Regions from separate parts of the Homo sapiens genome. Here region 1 is linked to region 2. The links are chromatin loops, found by intact Hi-C in ENCODE. Cell type or tissue: Calu3. All regions are shown on one strand. Links, peaks and the distances in the headings refer to the core of each region. The heading gives the core; the rest is flanking DNA.

Region 1 (11,468 bases), core at 3,348-5,847, 310 kb after region 2:
CTGAAAAGCCTTCGTCGTTTTGGAGCTGGTGGCTGGGGTTGTCATTTGTGAGAGCAGAGCAGGTGTGGTGTTTTGTGTGATGGCACGAGGGCCATCTGTCCACCCAGCTTCTGCTCCCCAGCCCTGCCCAGCACAGCTCGTCAGGGGAGAGGAGGCGGCTTGCACTTGCGTGTGTTCATGGGCGGTGACTCTTCCGTGGATTTCTCTGGAACTGTGGGTGGCGGGTTTCAAAGGAACAGCCAGCTGACTCGTGGGTGCGGCGGGTATCGAGAAAGAACAGCCCTGTGGGGGAAGATGGAGCTCCGGAGGGTGGGCGGGAGCTGGGATCAGGCCTGAGCTGTGGGGCCCTGCTGATGCCTGTCTCAGCCACAGCGCTTTCCTTGGAGGCCTCCTGGGGCCTGGACCCAGAGCGAGCAAAACATGCCCAGGGCTCCCTGTGGCCCAGAGGCTGCCTCTGGGATCAGTTCTTGGGGCACAGACCCCTGGGACCTCTGCGGAGCCAGGTTGGACGCAAGCAGCTGCAGTGGGAGCTGGGGTAGGGCCTGGGAGGAAGGGAGCCCAGGGCCTCCAGGGATGTCAGAGGCTGTGGCTACCAACTTCTCCCTCTCACTTCCCTGCCTCCCTTAGTGCCCAGCCCCCAACAAGGCATTTTGGAGGAATGCGGATCCCCAAAAGTCACATTTTTTTTTGAGACAGGGTCTCACTCTGTCACCCAGGCTGGAGTGCGGTGGCATGATCATGGTTCACTGTAGCCTCAACCTGCCGGGCTCAAGCGACCCTCCCACCTCAGCCCCAAGTAGCTGGAACCACAGGTGTGCGCCACCATGCCTAATTCTTGTATTTTTTTGTAGCGGCGGGGCCATGTTGCCCAAGCTGGCAAAAAGCACAATTTGAAACCTCTAAGCCAGGATTTTTTTTTTTTTCCGGACACAGACTGCTTGGAGAATCCCATGAGAACTCAGGACACACACACGAATTTCATTTGTTTTGGGGCCCCAAAGAGTCCTTGAAAGCCCACCCATTGACGCCAGGATGGGAACCTTTCTGGGGTCTTTCCGAATACTAAAGTTCTGTGCAGAGCACCCCAGAAGCTGAGACGTGTCACCATGGCGATGGCCCAGCATGTGGAACTCTCAGGGTTCCCAGTTGAGCTGCAGAGACTTCAGTGTGCAGTCCAAGACCACCGTGCCTGTGCCTGGGGGTCTTGAGTCACTACTGTGGGTGGGGGAGGGGACCCTTATGCTGCTGGGATCGGAGCACATGAATCCCCAGCCGGCTTGCCTGCAGTTTGATGACTTTAGCTCTTGTATATTTGTGTCCCCACCAGCACCATAGGTTGGTACTGGAATCTCAGACACTTCTGCCTCCTGCTCCATGTCCTATCTAAGGTCTGCCGTCCAAAATCTAAATGCCTGAGTCCCAAAATGTGCCTCTCCTGTAACAATACAAGTGTCACACGTTTGGGTTGCCGGAGACCCCAAAACCCAATACAAATTGCCTCAAGCAAAAAATGGGAATTTATGGGTTCATGTAATTCGGAAGTCCAAGAATGATCTGGCTGGCTTCAGGTATAGCTGGATCCAGGCATTCAAATCATGTCCCCCCACCCCCACCCCAACACCCTCAGTCTAGTCGTTTTCCACACTGGCTCACCCGCTCCATCTCTTGGTTCTGATCAGGTCTTCTCCACACTGGAGAAGAGTTGGTTTCCGTTCCTCCTCCTTGTGGCCCACCTTGGCCCACCTTGTGGCCCTCCTTGTGTCTAACCTTGGAAGTTAGACAGTCCCAGCAGAGAGAGTTTCTTCTTCCAGCTGCAGCAGAAGTTCCACGATGGGCTCTGACGGGCTGACCCGGGGCAGGTGCCTAACTCTGGACCAATCTCTCAGGCCCACCTGCAACTTGGGGTGAGAAGACAGTGCCACCCAAACCACCTGGATGGAGAATGGGGGAGAGGTACTACCCTGATAGCAACACGCTAGAGGCTCACAGCCAGGGCTCCTGGGTTTTGGGGTCTCCGGCAACCCAAAACGTGTGACACTTGTACTGTTACAGGAGAGGCACATTTTGGGGCTCAGGCATTTAGATTTTGGACGGCAGACCTTAGATAGGACGTGGAGCAGGAGGCAGAAGTGGCCACCTCCCCGGGCACTCTCATTACCATGGAAGGCTTCAGGTCACAAGATGTTGCAACTTTCCCACAGCTCCCTGTGGTTGCCAGGGCACATTCGGTCTCTGGGTAGGGCAGACTGGCACTGCCAGGGAGTCAACCCCCAGGAGCGGCCCTCAACCAATGATGAATGGGTGTTGGCTGATAAATACCCCAGCTTCCTCGCCCTTGTGTGGTGCAACCAAGACCTGTTCTACCAACTGTCCCAGAGGCCCCCAGCAGGATTGAGCCCCTGTTGCCTACAGTATAGACTTGCTCACTCCTGCACTCTGCACAGGCTGCCTTCCCTCCCTGTCCTCTACCAGTGCTTCCTGGGGCCGCCTCCCCAATAAAGTACTTGCTCTCACCTCCTTGTCTTAGTTTCTGCATCTGGGGAATCCTAGCCTAAGACAGGGCTGTTGCTAGAAGAGAGACTGGATGTCGGGCAGGCAAAGAAAATCAATAACACAATGACAAATTAAAAAGAAATTACAGGCTGGGTGCGGCAGCTCATACCTGTAATCCCAGCACTTTGGGAGGCCCAGGCGGGTGGATCACTTTAGGCCAAGGGTTCGAGACCAGCCTGGCCAACATAGTGAAACCCCGCCTCTACTAAAAATACAAAAATTAGCCAGGCATGGTGGTGCATGCCTGAAATCCCAGCTACTTGGGAGGTTGAGGCATGAGAAACGCTTGAACCCGGGAGGCAGAGGTTGCAGTGAGCCGAGGTTGCACCATTGCACTCCAGCCTGGGGAACAAAATGAGACTGTCTCAAAAAAAAAAAAAAAAAAAATTCCAGGGGCCACAGGACTCACACCGCTTGGCATGTTTGAGTCACCTGACCTGGGACCCCTCTAACTTTGCTGTGACAGGCCCTCTTCAGGTACTGCTGCCTCTGGGCCTGGATTCCAGTGCACAGGACTGTCACTTTTCCAACTTAGCCGCCAGCACAACAGAGATGTCCCCTCAGAGGTCATGGTTCTCAGGCCAAGGGTCATTTCAGGATGGTCATCATGGCCATCATCGTGGCCGTGGCGTCAGACTGAGAGTGATCCCTGTAGATTCCAGGATCTGCAGCCAGGCTTGGGAACTGCTCTTAGGAATACACCTGAATGACTCTAAGGCGCCTGACTTTGCAGCTCCTTTTTAAGAGGCAGAGCCCGTTTCCCTTCTCCCTGAATCTGAGCTGGCCTGGTGACTTGTGCAGGCGCCCACCAGGGCTGCCAGATCTTTAAAGAGAAACCAGCAAGCTGGAATTTTTGTCAATCTCTGGACTTTTTGAGATGGAGTCTTGCTCTGTTGCCCAGGCTGGAGTGCAGCGGTGCGATCTCAGTTCACTGCAACCTCCACCTTCCGGGTTCAAGCGATTCTCCTGCCTCAGCCTCCTGAGTAACTGGATTACAGGCTCCCACCACCATGCCTGTTTTGTATTTTTAGTAGAGACGGGGTTTTGCCATGTTGGCCAGGCTAGTCTCGAACTCCTGACCTCAGGTGATCCGCCCACCTCAGCCTCCCAAAGTGCTGGGATTACAGGCGTGAGCCACTGCACCCCCGCCCTTATTTATTTTAAAATCTCTTGACTTTTAAACATGGGTAACTAATTTAAATTCTATAAAAATACTGTGAGGAAAAACTAAGCCCTGGTCATTCAAATTATGGTCAGGGGCCAGGCGCAGTGGCTCGAACCTGTAATCTCAGCACTTTGGGAGGCCATGGCAGGAGGTTGACTTGAGGCCAGGAGCTTGAGACCAGCCTGGGCAACTCAGTGACACCCCTTCTCTGCAAAAAAAATTTTAAAAATTAGCTGGGCATGGTGGCATGTGCCTATAGTCCCAGCTACTTGAGAGACTGAGGTGGGAGAATCACTTGAGCCCAGGAGGTCAAAATTGCAGTGAGCCGAGATCGTGCCATTGCACTCCAGCCAGGGCAACAGAGCGAGACCCTGTTTCTAAGAAAGACAAGAAGTGTGGTCTGGGGACCTGAAGCATCAGCATCGTCAGAGAGCTTGTTGGAAACGCAGAATTGCTGGCCTCACCCCAGGCCCAAATCTGCATTTTAACAAGATCTCCTCGTGACCTGTGGCATATTAAAGTTTGATAAGCACTGGATTAAACAAGCAGGGAACAGGACTTGGCTCCAGGATGCCGTTGTGACTTCTGTTTCAGGATAAGCCACACCTGCTAAGCCCTAGCAGTGACCTAAGTCCATGATTCAGAATCCACACACCACCTGGTGGCTCCTTTTATTATATCAATTTATTCAAGTGATTAAAAAACTTCTTGGCAGCAGGATGACAAAACAGGTCTGTAAACATGATCTCATCCCCCCATCCCTTCTTCCAAGGAGCTTCCTATGACAGGAAATCGAATTCTAGTTGGCAAATCCAGTGATGAGGTCTGTAGAAAAGGGGTCCCGTGTCACAGCCAGGAAGGCAGACTCGTCCCTTTAACCCACTCCAGCCAGGGGTGCTGGCCAGGATGTGCTGTTCTGTCATGACGTGGTCACTGAGTCTGGTTCGTTGGCAGCCCCTTCCCCAGGAGGAGGGAGACTCTTTGGCAGTGCGGCAGCCCTCCCGGGGGCACGGGCTTCTCGGCAGCAGACACAGGCAGGCCAGAAGCAGGCAGCTGAGCCTCTCCAGCGAGCATGGTATTGCTAGGGTTGCAGGTGCCCTGGCAGGTGGCCAGGTGAGGGGCTGAGGCACAAGTGCTATCAGGAACTTGGCTGCCCCACAGGGGCTGAGGACACCCAGATGGTCCACGCCAGTGGCCTTGAAATTTCCCCTGCAGAAGCCAGACCGTGGGGAAACAAGCTTTCGCGACGTGCCACCCCGGGCAGCTTGAGGCTTCAGTCCTTGAAGGGGTTGTGGGCGCCCCCTGGCTGCTCCTTCTCTGCGGCCAGAGGCTCCCCGTTCATCTCCTGCAGCGGGTGGTATGCATAGTCCCCATGCAGGCGCCGGTTCCTCTCTGCTCTGGACAGGAGCAAGGACAGGTTTGCTGCAGTGCTGATCAGCAGGAGGAAGGCCAGCGCCAGGGTGAGGGCTAGCCAGGCGGTCCTGCAGACAGGAGAGAAGCCCCAAGTGGGGGACTGCTGGGTGGGCTCAGGGCTTGGGTAGCACTGGAGGGGCTTCCCTCTACCCGGCATAGATAGCACTAAATCAGGTGCCTCCAGGGACCACACAGGGAATGTTATGAGCAAAATGGACTAGGTGGGGATGGGGCAACATTTAAGACATGTGCAGGGAACAGCAGAGGCAGTCATGACGTACAATGCAGGTCCGTGCTGCCCCATCTCCTGATTTTTTTTTTTTTTTTTTGAGACAGAGTCTCGCCCTGTCATCCAGGCTGGAGTGCAGTGGCATGATCTCAGCTCACTGCAATCTCCGCCTCCTGGCTTCAAACGATTCCCCTGCCTTGGACTCCCGAGTAGCTGGGACTACAGGCTCGAATCACCACGCCTGGCTAATTTTCGTATTTTCAGTAGAGACCAGGTTTCACCATGTTGGCCAGGCTGGTCTTGAACTCCTGACCTCAAGTGATCCACCTGCCTCGGCCTCCCAAAGTGCTAGGATTACAGGCGTGAGCCACCACGCCTGGCCTGATATTTTAAGAGAAGCCATTAAAAAGGTTTTTAAGGCTGGGCGTGGTGCTCATGCCTGCAATCCCAGCACTTTGTGAGGCTTAGGCGGGCGTATCACTTGAGGTCAGGAGTTCAAGACCAGCCTGGCCAACATGGCGAAATCCTGTCTCTACTAAAAATATGAAAATTAGCCGGGCACCTGTAATCCCAGCTACTCAGGAGACTGAGGCAGGAGAATTGCCTGAACCCAGGAGGCGGAGGTTGTGGTGAGCTGAGATCGCACCACTGCACTCCAGCCTAGGCAACAGAGTGAGACCCCGTCTCAAAAAAAAAAGTTTAAAAAAATGTGAATGTTACTGATTTTTAGATGCTGCTGATATATTTTAACTTTTTAAAAATTATGTAAGCCAAATAAAACACAGCTGGATGCTGGGCATGGGGGCTGGGAGGCCAAGGTGGGAGGATCACTTGAGCCCAGGACTGTGCACCTCGTCTGTGCAAAATAGTGAGATCCTATCTCTAAAAAACAGTAAGAAATAAAATTAGCCGGGCATGGGGGCACGTGCCTGTCGTCCTAGCTACTTGGGAGGCTGAGGCGGGAGGATCGCAGTGAGCTGACTGTACTACAGCACTTCTGCCTGGGTGACAGAATGAGGAAACCTCCTGCCCCCACCCTGGGATCTCATCTAGCCCAGTTTGCATTCTGAGCTCCAGTGGGGGATGCTGACAACAGAGGCTGGGCACTCGAAGGCCCTGGGCTCTGCTCCAGGGTCCCCAAAGCAGACAGTGGGGAGAGCTGGTCCCGCTTCCTCTAAGGCAGGGAGCTGGCAGGGGACAAGGGCAGAGATGGACCTCACAGGGGAAGGGTGCGGGAGAGAAGGGGGATTCCTCCCGCCCTGGCCCCAGCTCCCACAGAAGCACCTACCTGGTGAAAAAGGAGAGTTCTCCCGCCCTCAGGGTGGCTTCAGGTGGCTGGAGACACTGCTTTACTGTAACATACCAGAGACAGGCTGAAGGGGCCGGAGCAGGAGCGTCTGCCCATACCCCTCCCCTTGGAGGGATAGGTACCTCTGGAGACGCTGCAGTTGCCAGTCTTGGGGTCACAGGGACAATGGTGCTCACACTTACAAGGCCTCTGGCAGCCCGGCCCATGCCAGCCAAGGGGACACTCTATGGAAAGGAGATGGGAGGAGGGAGGAGGGAGGAGAAAGGTTGGGGCCTCCAGTGTCAGAGCCTTTCTCGACAGGACAGGATACCTGCCCCTGCCCATGTGTACAGAGCCGGGCTAAAGGTGAAGCACCCCCTGCCCTCCCTGGACTAGCCCCTGAACGTGACCTTATTTGGAAGCAGAATCTCTACAGAGGCACTGCAGTTAGGATCTCAAGATAAGACCGTGCTGGATTTGAGGTGGGCCCTGGAGCCAGAGCCCGGGGACCCTTGTTTTAGCCGAGCCCTTTGTGGAACGGGCCGCAGCAGCCACAGGGGAGTCACACAGTGATGTGCAGGTGAGGCCGGGGCAGAAGACAAGAGGCAAGCATTTCCCAGACCAGAAGGTGGAGACAGAAGCAGCAGAGGAGCAGTGGGGGCTGCCGGGGGCCACCGTCTCCCCATCCGCTAGTGGCGTGGCAGCTCCTACCTTCACTGCAGTTGGACCCGGTCCATCCGGCATCACAGCGGCAGCCGGCTGCCGAGACAAGACCGGGGAGGCCAGGTGAGGGCCTAGGGCAAGGCAGGGCTGGGCAGAGCCCCCTCCCCAGAACCCCCACTCACTCTCCGTGCACAGTCCGTGCTGGCTGCAGTTAGAGGGGCCACAGTCCAGCTCATCACAGCCGGGACCCCGCCAGAAGTGCCCGGTGCATTGGCAGTGCCCGTCCACGCAGGTCCCGTGGCCGTGGCAGTCAGGCGGCTGGCAGCGGGGTTCGTGCACACACACCACGGTGGACACTTGGCGGGGACAGCGCCACATGTTGTCCTGGCTGTAGAGGGATGTGATGTGTGAGGAGAGGACACCCCCAGACGGCCCCTCAACTCCCTCCAGGCTGCCCCCAACCACCCCTCTCTCCATTCTCACCTGTCTACCTACCTACCTACAAGATGGCGTCTATCTATTTTTGAGATGAGGTATTGCGATCCTTCCACCCGAGCCTCCTGAGCAGCTGTAACCGTAAGGTGTGCACCATCACGCCTGCCTAATTTTTTTTTATTTTTTCATAAAGACAGGGTCTATGTTGCCCACACTGGTCTTAAACTCCTGGGCCCAAGCGAACCTCCCACCTCGGCCTCCCAAAGCACTGGGATTCCAGGCGTGAGCCCCTGTGCCCAGCCCTCTCCAGTCTTTTATAGGTTCCTCCGCTCCCTACAATCCCTCCCAGCCCTGGGCCTTTCACATGTGGTGCCCTCTGCCCGGAAGGCTCTCCCACCCCCACCCAGCTACCACCTCCTTCAGATCTCAGTTCTTATTCTGTCATCCTCAGGGAGGTCTTTGCTGACCAACTGACCCTGCTCCTAGGCCTGGGTAGTACTGGCATCCTGGGGGAGGGACTGCAGCAATTTCTGCTCTCTTGAACCCCCGGGGCCTGGCACATAGCAGGCACTCAATATTGGCTGAATGAGACAGGCTGGGGCAGACCTGGACTTCAGCCCTCACGAAGGCGGCTCTCACGTGCTTACCAGTGATCTGACGGGTAACTGGCCAAGGTCCCGTTGAGCACAAAGGTGGCAGAGCCACCCCCATCCAGGTTGATGGCGTTGACCACGTCCTGTTTCAGCAGGAACTCCGCCATTTCCCACAGGTTGATGCTGCGGCACAAAGCGGCGCTGCTCAGGCTCAGCGCCCACCATCATTTCTCATTTAACTCCTTTTCCTTCCACAGTGCAGAGCATCACGCCCACAGTGCAGGCACATTTCTAAGTGGCCCCCGCCCCCAAGCATGTCTCATCCTAGCCCCCGGAAGCTGTGAACACGTGAGATCACACCCATGCCTGTGCTGTTACATGGCATAGGAATCCTTAAGGGAGGGGAAACGGCCCGGAGGATCTGGGTGCAGCCACTGGAATCACAGGAGTGTTCAACACAGAGAGCCTTCTCTGGCTGGTGACAGAATAGGAAGTGAGATTTGAAATACGAGGGGGATGAGAGGGTGGCCGGACAACTGGGGGAGAGGACACACATGGGAAGGAACCTGGGCAGCTTGAAGGAGCTGAGGCCCCAGATGGCGGCCAGCAGGGAAACCAAGACCTCAGTCACAACTGAGGAGGCGACGGGGATTCTTCCAACAACCTAAACAAGAGGATTCTTTCCAGATAAGAGAAGAGCCCTGCCTAACCAGCATCTTGGTTTTGTCCATGGGACACCCTGAACATAGAACATTCCAAGTTGACCAGCCTGGCCAACATGATGAAACCCTGTGTCTACTAAAAATACAAAAATTAGCCAGGTGCGGTGACTCACGCCTGTTAATTCCAGCACTTTGGAAGGCCGAGGTAGATGGATCACCTGAGGTCAGGAGTTCGAGACCAGCCTGGCCAACATGATGAAACCCCATCTCTACTAAAAATACAAAAATTAGCTGGGTGTGGTGGCGGGTGCCCGTAATCCCAGTTACCTGGGAGGCTAAGGTGGGAGGATCACCTGAACCTGAGAGGTAGAGGTTGCAGTGAGCTGAGATTGCACCACTGCACTCTGGCCTGGGCGACGGAGTAAGACCCTGTCTCAAAGAAACAAACAAACAAAAGAACATTCCCTGCTGAGTGTTGCTAAATTTGTGCTGGTTATGCAACCAGAGCAAACCAAAACACTCTCTTTACAGGGGCTAGAAATGAGGCTCAGGGAGGCCGAGGGACTTGTCTACGGCATAGGTGGGTAGACAAGTCATCGATGGCTAAGCTGGGATTGGAACCAAGATCTTCTCCCTGCTCACTTTGTGACCATTTCCTTGTATCCTATCTAGGGTTCAGGAAAGGTGAGGCCTAAAGCTGAAGATGATGAGTTCTTGGAATCGGCAAAGATCTCAGAACCCTCATCCTGTGGGAAGGTGAGGGGGCCCTGGGAGGGGGGACAGATAGGTGTCAACATCCCAGAAAGCAGGTAGAGTCAGAGGGTGGCTGTCATTGGGTCAACGTTCCTCCTAGCAGGACTGAGCCCCGGCCGGGGGGCCTCAGCTCCCAGGACTCACCCACGCTGCTCCGTTTGGCCGTCTGCATGAAAGAGCACCAGCTGCCCTTTCCGGTCGTGGCCAATGGCCGTCCTGGCTGATATCACATTCACAAATTTGCTAAAGGAACCTGAAGGAAAAGCAGCCTGGCTGATCACCGCCCCTTGGGAGGCCTCCTGCTTCTTGCCTAACTCCACTTCCCACTGGTCTGAGCTACCTGGTACCTCCCTGGGAAGCACAGCAGCCTCCTTGCTCGTCTCCCTGCCTCCCCTCTGCACATCCCAGTCTCCCCAGGGCAGCCGGGGGGTCTCTTCTTACAGGTAAACCAAGCTATGCCAGCCTCCAGGTGAAGACCCTCTAATGGTTTCCCCTGTTCTTAGAACAAAATCCAAAGAGCCAGCATGCCCTCCCCAGCCTCTTCCTCCTCCTGCCTCAGCTCCTGGGTGTCCCCTCACCACCCTGCAGCCACTTTGCACTTCCTGTTCCCTCTGGCTGGGAACTGTGCTTTTCTCTAGCTTGCTCCTTTGTCAGATCACCTCCTTAGTGAGGCCTTCCTTGACCGCCCACTCTTTTTTTTTTTTTGAGACAAAGAGTCTCGCTGTGTTGCCCGGGCTGGAGTGCAGTGGCATGATCTCAGCTCACTGCAACCTCCACCTCCCAGGTTCAAGCAATTCTCATGCTTCAGCCTCCCAAGTAGCTGGGACTACAGGCACACACCACCATGCCTGGCTAATTTTTGTATTTTTTTTTTTTGTAGAGATAGGTCTCACTATGTTGCCCAGGCAGGTCTTGAACTCCTGGGCTCAACCGATCCTCCCGCCTCGGCCTCCCAAAGTGCTGGGATTATAGGTGTTAGCCACCACACCTAGCTTACTGCCCACTCTAAAATGGTCATGGTATCCTGTCCCCATCCCAGTATTCTGCATCCCAGTGGTTCTCAACCTTGAGTGTCGGTCAGAGTCACCATGGAGGCCCGTTAAAACATAGACTCTTGGGCCTTGCCTCTGATTCTGCAGGTCTGAGGGTGTGGGGCTTTGAAACAAGCTCCTGGGCCACGCCGATGTTGCAGGTCCATGAAGATTTTTTTCTCTTCACTTTTCTCTTCCTGTACCCACAGCTCCGGTCCCCATCTCTCCCCTTTCCCCTAACTTTATTTTTGTTTCTGAGCACTTATCAATTCTTTTCAGCATATTCTATAACTATTTTTTGTCCTATATATTCAATATAAGCCTATCTTCCTCCCCATGAATCCCCAGTACCCAGAATAGTGCTGGGCACAAAGTAGCTGCTCAATACTTGTTGAAAGACTTAAGAACAGCTCCGCCCAGCCCACTGGTCCTGGTTCTCGAGAGGGTTGTTGCCAACAGCCTCCCCATCCAACCTGTCTCCTGTGTCTCGTCACACTCTGTGGCTTGGCTCTCGTTGATGTAGATGCTTCCATTACGAATCAGCCACACGACCCCACTCAGCAGCTGCACAAATGGGTTCTCAGTGTCCAGCACCTCCTCCTCAGACAGGTACCTGGATCCGGGGAAGGTGGGAAGCTCACTCACCAGCAGGGGCAACTGCAGATAGTCAGGCTCTTTCTCCC
Region 2 (11,468 bases), core at 4,030-6,529:
GGTGCCTGTAGTGCCAGCTACTCGGGAGGCTGAGATAGGAGGATCACTTGAGCCCAGGAATTGGAGGCTGCAGTGAGCCAAGATTATGCCACCACACTCCAGCCTGGGTGACAAAGCGAGAACCTGTCTCAAAAACCAAACAAACAACAAAAAAGACTACATGACTACATGATGTCACCCATTTACAGGATTTTTAAAAGCTCATGTCAAACATGTAGAGTAGAATAGTGATTATCAGAGGTTGGGGGTGGGGAGGTAGTGGGAGAGATTGGTCAATAGGTGTAAAATTACAGATCGAAGAAAGAAGTTCTGGTGTTCACAGTAGAGTGACTATACGGAACAACAGCTTATACCTCAAAATAGCTACTAGAAGACATGATTTTAAATGTTCTCACCTCGAAATGATAAATGTTTGAGGTGATGGATAAGCTAATCACCTTAATTTGATCATTACACAGTGTATACATGTATCAAAACATCACACACTGTACCCCATAAATATGTAGTTATTTTGTGTCAATTAAAAATGAGATAAATATTTTCCAGGTCAGGTGCAGTAGCTCATGCCTGTAGTCCCAGCACTTTGGGAGGCTGAGGCGGGTGGATTGCTTGAGCTCAGGACTCTTGAGACCAGCCTGGTCAACATGGCAAAACCACCTCTCTACAAAAAATACAAACGTAAGCTGGGCGTGGTAGGGTGCACCTACAGTCCTAGCTACTCGTAGAGCTGAGGTAGAAGGATCGTTTTGAGCCTGGGAGGCGGAGGTTGCATTGAGTCGAGATTGGGTCACTGGACTCCAGCCTGGGTGACAAAGCAAGACCCTGTCACAAAAAATAAATCAATATTTTCCATGCCAAAAAAAGATAATAACAGGAGAAAATAACCACTGAAACAGAGTATTTTATTTTGTTTTATTTTATCTATTTACTTTTCTTTGAGATGGAGTCTCGCTCTGTCGCCAAGCTGGAGTGCAGTGGCGTGATTTTGGCTTACTGCAATCTCCCCCTCCCGGGTTCAAGTGATTCTCCTGCCTCAGCCTCCAGAGTAGCTGGCGCACACCACCACATTGGCTTATTTTTGTATTTTTAGTGGAGACGGGGTTTCACCATGTTGGCCAGGCTGGTCTTGAACTCCTGACCTCAAGTGATCCACACGCCTCAGCCTCCCAAAGTGCTGAGATTACAGGCATGAGCCACTGCACCCAGCCTGAAACAGAATTTTTTTTTTTTTTTTTTTTTTGAGACAGAGTTTCGCTCTTGTTGCCTAGGCTGGACTGCAATGGCACGATCTCGGCTCACCTCAACCTCTGCCTCCCGGGTTCAAGGGATTCTCCCACCTCAGCCTCCCGAGTAGCTGGGATTACAGGCATGCACCACTACGCCCAGCTAATTTTATATTTTTAGTAGAGATGGGGTTTCTCCATACTGATCAGGCTGGTCTCGAACTCCCGACCTCAGGTGATCCGCCCAACTCGGCCTTCCAAAGTGCTGAGATTATAGGCATAAGCCACCGCGCCTGGCCCTGAAACAGAATATTTTAAAAGGAGAAAAAAATTGGCCGGGTGCGGTGGCTCACACCTATAATCCCAGTACTTTGGGAGGCCCAGGTGGGCAGACCACCTGAGGTCGGGAGTTTGAGACCAGCCCGGCCAACATGGAGAAACCCTGTCTCTACTAAAAACATAAAATTATCCAGGCATGGTAGCGCATGCCTGTAATCCCATCTACTTGGGACGCTGAGGCAGGAGAATCACTTGAACCCGGGAGGCAGAGGTTGCGGTGAGTCAAGATCGAGCCACTGCACTCCAGCCTGGGGAACAAGAGTGAAACTCTGTCTCAAAAAAAAAAAAAAAAAAAGGGAGAAAATATTATCTTGTAGACCTCTGCAGATAAGTCTGAAATCCTAGATGAAGTGATCTCTCAGGAAAATATAATTTACCAAAACTGACCCCATAAGAAAAGAAAGTATGAGGAGGCCAATCTCTATAGAAGAAATAGAAAAACTGTTATCGAGGAACCACCTCACAGAAAGAGACCAGATGGTTTCATGGGAGGATTCTATCAAAACTTCTAAGACCAGGTAGCACTAATGCTACGTGTATTGTCCTAGAACACAAAAAAGGAAGGAAAACTTCCAAATTATTTTTATGAAGTAAACACTGATACCCATACCTGATAGACAGAACAAAAATAGAAAAGTATAGACCACGCCGGGAGCGGTGGCTCACGCCTGTAATCCCAGCACTTTGGGAGGCTGAGGCAGGCGGATCACTGGAGATCAGGAGTTCGAGACCAGCCTGGCCAACATGGTGAAACCCCGTCTCTACTAAAAATACAAAAATTAGCTGGGTGTAGTGGTGCACGCCTGTGATCCCAGCTACTCGGGAGGCTGAGGCAGAAGAATTGCTTGAACTCAGGAGGCGGAGGTTGCGGAGGTTGCAGTGAGCTGAGATCTCGCCACTCCAGTCCAGCCTGGGCAACAGAGCAAGACTCCATTTCAAAAACAAAAAAAAAGAAGAAAGAAAACTATAGACCAGTATCACTTATGACTGAATATCCATAGAAAAATACTAAATATTAATAAACAGAATTCAAAAACACATTAAAATAGTACAACATGTGGGATTTATGCCAAGAATGTAAGGTTGATTCATTATTAGGAGGTTCATGAAGACAATCTACCATATGAAAATTCACCATCGTCTCCAAAGATATGGGAACACAATTCAATAGTTACTCCTGTAAAACACCACTCAGGAATAGAAGAACTGAGGAATACTTTGTTAATAAGCTAAAATAACATATGCCTTCCCTTTTACAGTCAGCCTCTCATGTAACGTGGCATTTCCACTAAGATCAGGACCAAGGTAAGGAGGCTCACTATCTCCACTATGTTGAACAATGAGCTAGAGGTGTTAGCAACTAAACAAAAGAACGGTGCAATTCAACAAAGTCAGAGTCATGAGAATCAGCAGGAAGCAGTGTATCCATCGATACTTAAAGATTATATGTTAGTACACCTGTAAAGCCCTAAAGAATCAATAACAAAACTAACCTGAACAATGTAAGAATTCTGTAAGGTAGCAGAATATAAAATTAGTTTGCAGGGCTGAGTGCAGTGGCTCACACCTGTAATCCCAGCACTTTGGGAGGCTGAGATGGGTGGATCACCTGAGGTTGCGAGTTCTAGACCAGCCTGACCAACATGGAGAAACCCCATCTCTACTGAAAATACAAAAAATTAGCCGGGCATGGTGGTGCACGCCTGTAATCCCAGCTACCTGGGAGGCTGAGGCAAAATTGCTTGAACCTGGGAGGAAGAGGTTGCGGTGAGGCAAGATCGCTTCATTGCACTCCAGCCTGAGCAACAAGAGCGAAACTCCCGTATCAAAAAAAAAACAAAAGTTTGCAGAAATCCACTGCCTTCAAATGCACTGACAATATGCAGTGAAACGATATAATGACACCACTAAAGGACTTATTCACGTATCCAACCACCACCTGTTCTCCAAAAACCTACTGAAATAAAAAATAAATAGCACTGAATAATTAATACCCTGAGAGTTGGGGGGAAAAAAAGGATATAATGATAGGGAAAACCCCATTTACAATAGCGACAAAGATGATCAAACACTTAGGAATAAACTTAAGTCACATGCAAAATGTAGATGAAGAAAAATTTAAAACCCTCCTGCAAGACCCAAAAGTACATTGGAACAAGAAGTCATCCCTTGTTCTTGGATAAGACAACAACACAAAGATATAGTTAATTTATACATTGTCACAATCTCAGTAAAAATATCAATACTGTTTTTAAGGAGCTAGACAAGTTGATATTCAAGTTCATATAGAAGAATGAACAAGCCATAGCTCAGGAAACAGTGAAAACAGAAAACTAAGAGGGGCCTGCCCCTACTCGGTAGTCAAGCATACTACAGAAAGCCTCTACATTCACAACAGCCTGGTTTTGTACCACTCTCCATCGTAACCATCCTTATCTCCTGTTAGAGCAGGGGCCTCAACCTTGACATGTAAGCAGCTGGGGGAGGCAGAGCCAAATCTCAGAGAAGGTGGGAGCCGGGGAAGCGGGGGACATCTTTCTCTGCCAGGTCACCTAAAGCTCAAGGCAACCAGAGACCCCAGCAGGGCGCGGCTGGCAGGTGTGGGTACCTGGGCTCCGATAGAGGCTCTTGGGCAGAGAGGGCGAGTAAGTGTCCATCAAGGCCACGATCTTCATGTGTCCGTACTGCTTGGCCAGCATCCGGGCTGTGGCTCCACTGTGGTCTCTCGCGTCCACCTTGACTCCCTGTGAATGTCCGTGAAAGGGGGTTAGGGGCCTCTCCTTCAAAGCACCTGCCCTTCCTGGGCTGCTGGCTGGGAAGACAGAAGGGCATATGCTGGTTTCTGACTGCCTCCCTGTGTGGGAAACATCACATCTGCATGAGAAAGAGGCAGGCTTGTCTGCACCGCAGCCACAAGTTTTGCTCTCACTCTCTTCTTAGGGACAAGGATGAGGAGGGCTGGGGGCTGGGGAGTCATCTCCCACGCTCATGACCTCCCTTGCAGGGGGCTGGCAGCCACCATGCGGAGATCCCAGCCTTCACCTTCTGCGCCTGGGCTGTGTCCCACTCACTTCGCTTGTCTTCAAAGAAAGCAGCCTTTTAAACCAGTCAGAATGAAAGCACCATCCTCTGAAGCAGAATTCGTAACTTTGATCCAAAGCTCTATAATGTATTTACAGGTCTTGCAGCGCAACAATTCCACTTCCATGACCCTAAGGAAATAACCCTAAATACAGAAAAGGCTTTAGTGCACAAAGATGTTTGGCACAGGCCGGGTGCGGTGGCTCATGCCTGTAATCCCAGCACTTTGGGAGGCCGAGGTGGGCAGATCACGAGGTCAGGAGATTGAGACCATCCTGGCCAACATGGTGAAACCCCGTCTCTACTAAAAATACAAAAATTAGCCGGGCGTGGTGGTGAACGCCTATAGTCTCAGCTACTCGGGAGGCTGAGGCAGGAGAATTGCTTGAACCCGGGAAGCGGAGGCTGCAGTGAGCTGAGATCATGCCACTGCACTCCAGCCTGAAGACAGAGTGAGACTCTGTCTCAAAAAAAAAAAAAAAAAAAAAAAAAGGATGTTTGGCACAGCATATTCACAATAATGAAAACCTACCTAGAGAAAACTTGAATGCTCAGGGGGATAAGCAGTCAGTTCTGTTATTGCCATAGATGGTGATATTTACAAACAGCTGTATGATCAAGTTGAAAAAGGATCATGGCCAAGTGAGGTGGCTCATGCCTGTAATCCCAGCATTTGACAGGCCAAGGCAGGTGGATCGCTCGGCTCAGGAGTTGGACAACAACCTGGGCAACACAGCATGAACCCACCTCTACAAGAAAAAAAAATAAACTATAATCAATACAGCATGTTTTTGGTGTCACTGTACACTGTAACTGTCCTTCTCTCCTGTCAGACCAGGCAGCTGGGGGAGGCAGGGAAGCCAGAGCCAAAGCTCAGAGGAGGAGGCGGGACCCCGGAAAGGGGGAGCATCTTTAATAAAAAATTAGCAGGGTGTGGCGGCACATGCCTGTAGTCCCAGCTACTCAGGAGGCTGAGGCAGGAGGATCACTTAAGTCCCAGAGCTTGACGCTGCAGCGAGCTGAGATCGCACCACTGTACTCCAGCCTGGGCAATAGAGCGAGACCTTGTCTCAAAAAAATAAAAAAGGATCATGATACAAAACTACATATACATTACAACTCCGGCAAAATGAGACCAAAAAAATTACACAGAAAACAATATTGGAAGGTAACATACCCAAAATGTTGCTATTTTTAAGTTATTTACTATTTTTGATGGGGATTTTTCCAATTTTCCAATCTTCTATGTTTTTAAAATGTACTACCATAAGCATGTTTGCTTTTTTTTTTTTAATAGGATCTTGCTCTGTTACCCAGGCTGAAGTGCAGCGGCGCCTAAGGAAATAATGCAGGACATACACTACAATTTAGAATTTTCACTGTGGCATTCAGCATAGTGAGAATCAGAAGGAACTTAAAATAAGAGATTAATGAGCTACGTGAGAGCATATCCAGAAAACAGAGCGCCTCCCGCCCATTTACGTGGTGGGTGGGAGTACCTGCGGTGACACGGACTAGGGTGCACAAAACATCATTAAGAGAAAAAAGGCACAGCCAGGCGCCGTGGCTCATGCCTGTAATCCCAGCACTTTGGGAGGCCGAGGTGGACGGAGCACAAGGTCAGGAGTTCCATACCAGCCTGGCCAACAGGGTGAATCCTCATCTCTACTACAAATACAAAAAGAAATTAGCCGGGCGTGGTGGTGGGCACCTGCAGTCCCAGCTACTCCGGGGGGCTGAGGCAGGAGAATCGCTTGAACCCAGGAGGTGGAGGTTGCAGTGAGCCAAGATCGCACCACTGGACTCCAGCCTGGGCGACACACGGAGACTCCAACTCAAAAAAAAAAAAAAAAAAAAAAATCACAACCCTTAAGGAGTTTTGCTACCACCCATACGGCAACTGTCTCTCCCGTTAGACCAGGGGGCCTCAACCTTGACCCCCATATGTAGTTGGTGGGGGAGGCAGAGGTGGTCTCTGGGCAGGGATACAGGACAAAAAACTGTGTTTTCACAAAGTATAAGGAGTTTTACTTTCTAGAGTGCCCCCCATCCTACTTTTGACTCTGATTAAAAATTACCTATGAGACTTTGTGCCTTAAAAAATAATTTATAGGCCGGGCACAGTGGCTCACGCCTGTAATCCCAGCACTTTGGGGGACCAAGGTGGGTGGATCATAGGTCATGAGTTCGAGACCAGCCTGGGCAATGTGGTGAAACCCCGTCTCTACTAAAAAATACAAAAATTAGCCAGGTGTGGTGGTGCGTGCCTGTATCCCAGCTACTCAGGAGGCTGAGGGAGGAGAAATCCTTGAATCCAGGAGGCGGAGGTTGCAGTGAGCTGAGATCGCGCCACTGCACTACAGCCTCGACGACAGACTGAGATTCCATCTCAAAAAAATAATAATAAATAATAACAATAATTTATAAGCTGGGCACGGTGGCTCAAGCCTGTAATCCCAGCACTTTGGTAGGCCGAGACGGGTGGATCACCTGAGGTCAGGAGTTCAAGACCAGCCTGGCCAATGTGGGAAAACGTGGTAAAACCCCATCTCTACTAAAAATACAAAAATTAGCCGGGCGTGGTGGCACACGTCTGTACTCCCAGCTACTCAGGAAGCTGAGGAAGGAGAATTGCCTGAGTCCAGGAGGTGGAAGTTGCAATGAGCCAAGATCACGCCACTGCACACCAGCCTGGGCAACAGACGAAGCAAGACTCTATCTCAAAAATAAAAAATAATTTCTTGGCTGGGCACAGAGGCTCACACCTGTAATCCCAGCACTTTTGGAGGCTGAGGTGGGCGGATCACTTGAGGTCAGGAGTTTGAGACCAGCCTGGCCAACAACCAGCCTGGTCAGGAGTTTGAGACCAGCCTGTATCTACTAAAAACACAAAAGTTAGCTGGGAGTGGTGGCACACACCTGTAATCCCAGCTACTCGGGAGGCTGAGGCAGGAGAATCGCTTCAACACGGGAGGCAGAGATTGCAGTAAGCTGCTGCACTCCAGCCTGGGCGACAGAGGGCGACTCCATCTCAAGAAAAAAAAAAAATTCTAGTTTAAGTTTGATAGAAGGAACCCTAAGGTTTAACCAGAATAAAACAGTAGCCTCTTTACTGTAGGATTTTAACTCGTTATATATTTTTGGTTTTGTTTTTGAGGCAGAATCTCACTCTGTGGCCCACGCTGGATTACACTGGCTCATTGCAACCCTGACCTCCCCAGCTCAAGTGATCCTCCCTTCTCAGCCTCCCTGGGATTACAAACACACACCACAACTGGCTTTTTTTTTTTGAGACGGAGTCTCACTCTGTCACCCAGGCTGGAGTGCAATGGCGCAATCTCGGCTCACTGCAACCTCTGCCTTCCGGGTTCAAGTGATTCTCCCGCCTCAGCCTCCCAAGTAGCTGGGACTACAGGGGCACGCCACCACGCCCCGCTAATGGGGTTTCACCATGTTGGCCAGGCTGGTCTTGAACTCCTGACCTCAGGTGATCCACCTGCCTTGGCATCCCAAAGTGCTGGGATTACAGGCATGAGCCACCATGCCTGGCCAATTTTTTTTTTTTTTTTTTTTTTAATTTAGAGACAAGGTCTCACTGTATTGCCCAGACTGGTCTCCAACTCCAGCCTCAAGCGATCTTCCCACTTTGGCCTCTAAAAGTGCTGGGATTACTGGCATGAGCCACTATGCCTGATGTGAAAATAAATTTTTAACTACTTAGGCTTTAAGAGACTTTTTTTTCCTATTTTATAATGTCCATATTACTAAAGAGACACATGATCAAAACTCATTTTAACATGAAGGTGGGATCAGAAAGTTTAGAAACCCTGGAACAAGACTATCCGGAAGGCACGAATCAACTTTCTCTTAAAGAGAGAGGCCCAGACAGATCCATATCCTCTTCTCCTGACTGAGCTGCTGGGGCTTGGCCCCACTGGCAGAAGGGAAATGGGGGACAAGGAAAGCAGCCACAGCCCTTTCCTCCCCTAGCAAAGAGCACAAGATGCCCAGACTTGCCCCATTCTCTACCTCCAGAAATGGAGCCCAGCTCTGGAGGGACAGGCTGGGAAACCGGGTGGGCCCCCTCCTCTGGCTCCAGGTGGTCTAACTACTGGGCGGCAGGAAAAACGTGGGAGAGAGGAGCTTCCAGGCAGGGCTTGCCCACCAGCATCGCTGGCAGGCAAACCACCCAGGCCATCGGGCCACCTGCTGCCAGTCCTGCCCCATCCCCCAAAGCAGTCACTAACCAACACTTTGATTCTTGTCAAGTGCTGGAGGAAGAACTCAGTGTTGAGTTCCTGAGTCTGATAATTTTGTGTGACTGGGAAAGAGAACATTTTTGCTTTTAGGAAATACATAATGAAATTCTTACTCTCAGGAAATACATATTTAGGGGAAAAGGGGCATTATGTCACAATTTACATTTAAATGATTCAGAAAACATATGCATGTTATACATAAAGAGACTGATAAGAAAATGAGGTGAAATGTTAACATTTGGGGAATGTGGTAAAGGCATGCAAATTGTTGGCCAAGCACCGTGGTTCCTGCCTGTAATCCCAGCGCTTTGGGAGGCCAAGGTGGGAGGACCACTTGCAGCCAGGAGTTTGAGACCAGCCTAAGCAACTTAGTGAGACCCCAACTCTACAAAAAAATCAAATCAGCTAGTGTGATAGCATGCGCTTGTGGTCTCAGCTACTCAGGAGGCTGAGTTGCAAGGATCCCTTGAACCTGGGAGGTTGAGGCTGCAACAAACTATGATCGCGCCACTGTGCTCCAGCATGGGCAAACAGAGTGAGACTCTGTCTCAAAAAGAAACAAACATACAATCAAAAATTATAAGAGTACATATCTCTTATGATCTCCAGTTCTACCTTACTTAAAATGACTCTAAACTTACAAGTAGAGGCTCTTTATGGTTCTGGGCTATTGATTCTATGATGTGTCTTAAGGAAGTCTAGTTCATGTCAGCAGGATTATCTGTCAAAGAATTATCTGGCCGGGCATGGTGGCTCAGGTCTGTAACTCCAGCACTTTGGGAGGCCAAGGTGGGAAGATTGCTTGAGGCCAGGAGTTCAAGACCAGCCTGGGCAACATAGTGAGATTTTTGTCTCTACAAAAAAAAAACAGCCAGGCGTGGTAGTGCGTGCCTGTAGTCCCAGCTACTGAGGAGGCTGAGGCAGAAGGATTACTTCAGCCCAGGAGGTTGAGACTACAATGACCCATGATCAGGCCACTGCACTCTAGTGTGGTGACAAAGCAAGACCCTATATAAAAAAAATAAATAAAAAATACAAAAATAATTATTTGCAGAAAAAGAAACCCAAATGGCCAGGGAGCCAAAAAGTCTAACATCCTGGCCAGGCACAGTGGCTCACGCCTGTAATCCCAGCACTTTGGGAGGCTGAGGCAGACAGATCATGAGGTCAGGAGTTCGAGACCAGCCTGGCCAACATGGTGAAACCCTGTCTCCACTAAAAATACAAAAATTAGCTGGATATGGTGGCACACACCTGGAATCCCAGCTACTCGGGAGGCTGAGCCAGGCGAATTGCTTGAGCCTGGGAGTCAGAAGTTGCACTGAGCTGAGATCACACCACTGTACTCCAGCCTTGGGGACAGAGCAAGACCCCACCCCAAAAAAAAAAAAAAAAAAAAGGCCAGGCACGGTGGCTCACGCCTGTAATCCCAGCACTTTGGAAGACCAAGGCGGGCGGGTCACAAGGTCAAGAGATTGAGACCATCCTGGCCAACATGGTGAAACCCTGTCTCTACTAAAAATACAAAAATTAGCTGGGCATGGTGGCGAGTGCCTACAGTCCCAGCTACTCGGGAGGCTGAGGCAGGAAAATCGCTTGAACCTGGGAGGCAGAGGTTGCAGTGAGCCGAGATCGCGCCACTGCACTCCAGCCTGGGTGACAGAGAGAGACTCCATCTCAAAAAAAAAAAAGAAGTCTAACACCCTAAGGGGAGGGGTGTGAACCAGGACCACTATGGAACAAAGCAAGTTTACACTACCCACTACCGACTGAACCCACCTCACACAACAAAGACTCTACTTTGAAGAACACATCCTAAGCTCCTGAAGAAATTCCCATATGTGCTTAAAAAGACGTGTAAGAAATGTCAACGGTAGGCCAGGCGCAGTGGCTCATGCCTGTAATCTCAGCACTTTGGGAGGCCAAAGTGGTAGATCACTTGAGGTCAGGAGTTCAAGACCATCCTGACCAACATGCCGAAACCCTGTCTACTAAAAATACAAAATTAGCTGGGCGTGGTGGCACACGCCTGTAATCCCAGCTACTCAGGAGGCTGAGGCAGGAGAATCGCTTGAACCTGGGAGGCAGAGGTTGCAATGAGCCGAGATTGCGCCACTGCACTCCAGCCAGGGCTACAGAGCGAGACTCCATCTCAAAACAAACAAACAAACAAACAAAAAAACTCTGATTCATCCCTACAGGGAATACCATGCCACCATAAAAAAAAAAAAAAAAAAGAGAGGCCAGGCACGGTGGCTCACGCCTGTAATCCCAGCACTTTGGGAGGCCAAGGTGGGCGGATCACGAGGTCAGGAGATCGAGACCATCCTGGCTAACGCGGTGAAACCCCGTCTCTACTAAAAATATGAAAAATTAGCTGGGCATGGTGGCGGGCGCCTGTGGTCCCAGCTACTCGGGAGGCTGAGGCAGGAGAATGGTGTGAACCCGGAAGTCTGAGGTTGCAGTGAGCCGAGATCGTGCCACTGCACTCTAGCCTGGGCAACAGAGCAAGACGCCATCTCAAAAAAAAAAAAAAAAGAGAGGGGCTGGGTGCGTTGGCTCGTGC

Evidence for each region. A loop is a pair of places that touch in the nucleus more often than their neighbours do. Peaks named below come from ENCODE experiments on the same cell type or tissue, not always from the same donor. Only the 100,000 strongest peaks of a DNase experiment are listed, where the experiment ranks them.
Region 1: a loop joins it to region 2, with 2.8 times the contacts of the local background. A loop is called at or near these places in 2 of 110 quality-filtered maps.

The regions. Positions count from the first base shown.
Region 1 is chr16:5,020,487-5,031,954 of GRCh38, forward strand. NAGPA (N-acetylglucosamine-1-phosphodiester alpha-N-acetylglucosaminidase) reads right to left here. Exons shown (of 10, transcript NM_016256.4): 3 at 11,259-11,398; 4 at 9,899-10,007; 5 at 8,394-8,522; 6 at 7,494-7,699; 7 at 7,360-7,407; 8 at 6,792-6,893; 9 at 6,649-6,712; 10 at 4,358-5,199. The coding sequence ends at 4,992. Among named protein-coding and RNA genes, the nearest start is that of NAGPA-AS1, 7.5 kb to the right of the region's middle. RefSeq lists a silencer at 4,922-5,216 and an enhancer at 7,961-9,160. In Calu3, for the core only: CTCF peaks have their summits at 4,343 and 4,690; DNase peaks (open chromatin) are centred at 4,345 and 5,015.
Region 2 is chr16:4,709,881-4,721,348 of GRCh38, forward strand. ANKS3 (ankyrin repeat and sterile alpha motif domain containing 3) reads right to left here. Exons shown (of 18, transcript NM_133450.4): 7 at 4,171-4,306. Among named protein-coding and RNA genes, the nearest start is that of ANKS3, 19 kb to the right of the region's middle. RefSeq lists enhancers at 3,760-4,401, 4,402-5,041, 8,168-8,770, 8,771-9,372 and a silencer at 8,628-8,922. In Calu3, for the core only: no CTCF peak of the experiment used is centred there; no DNase peak of the experiment used is centred there.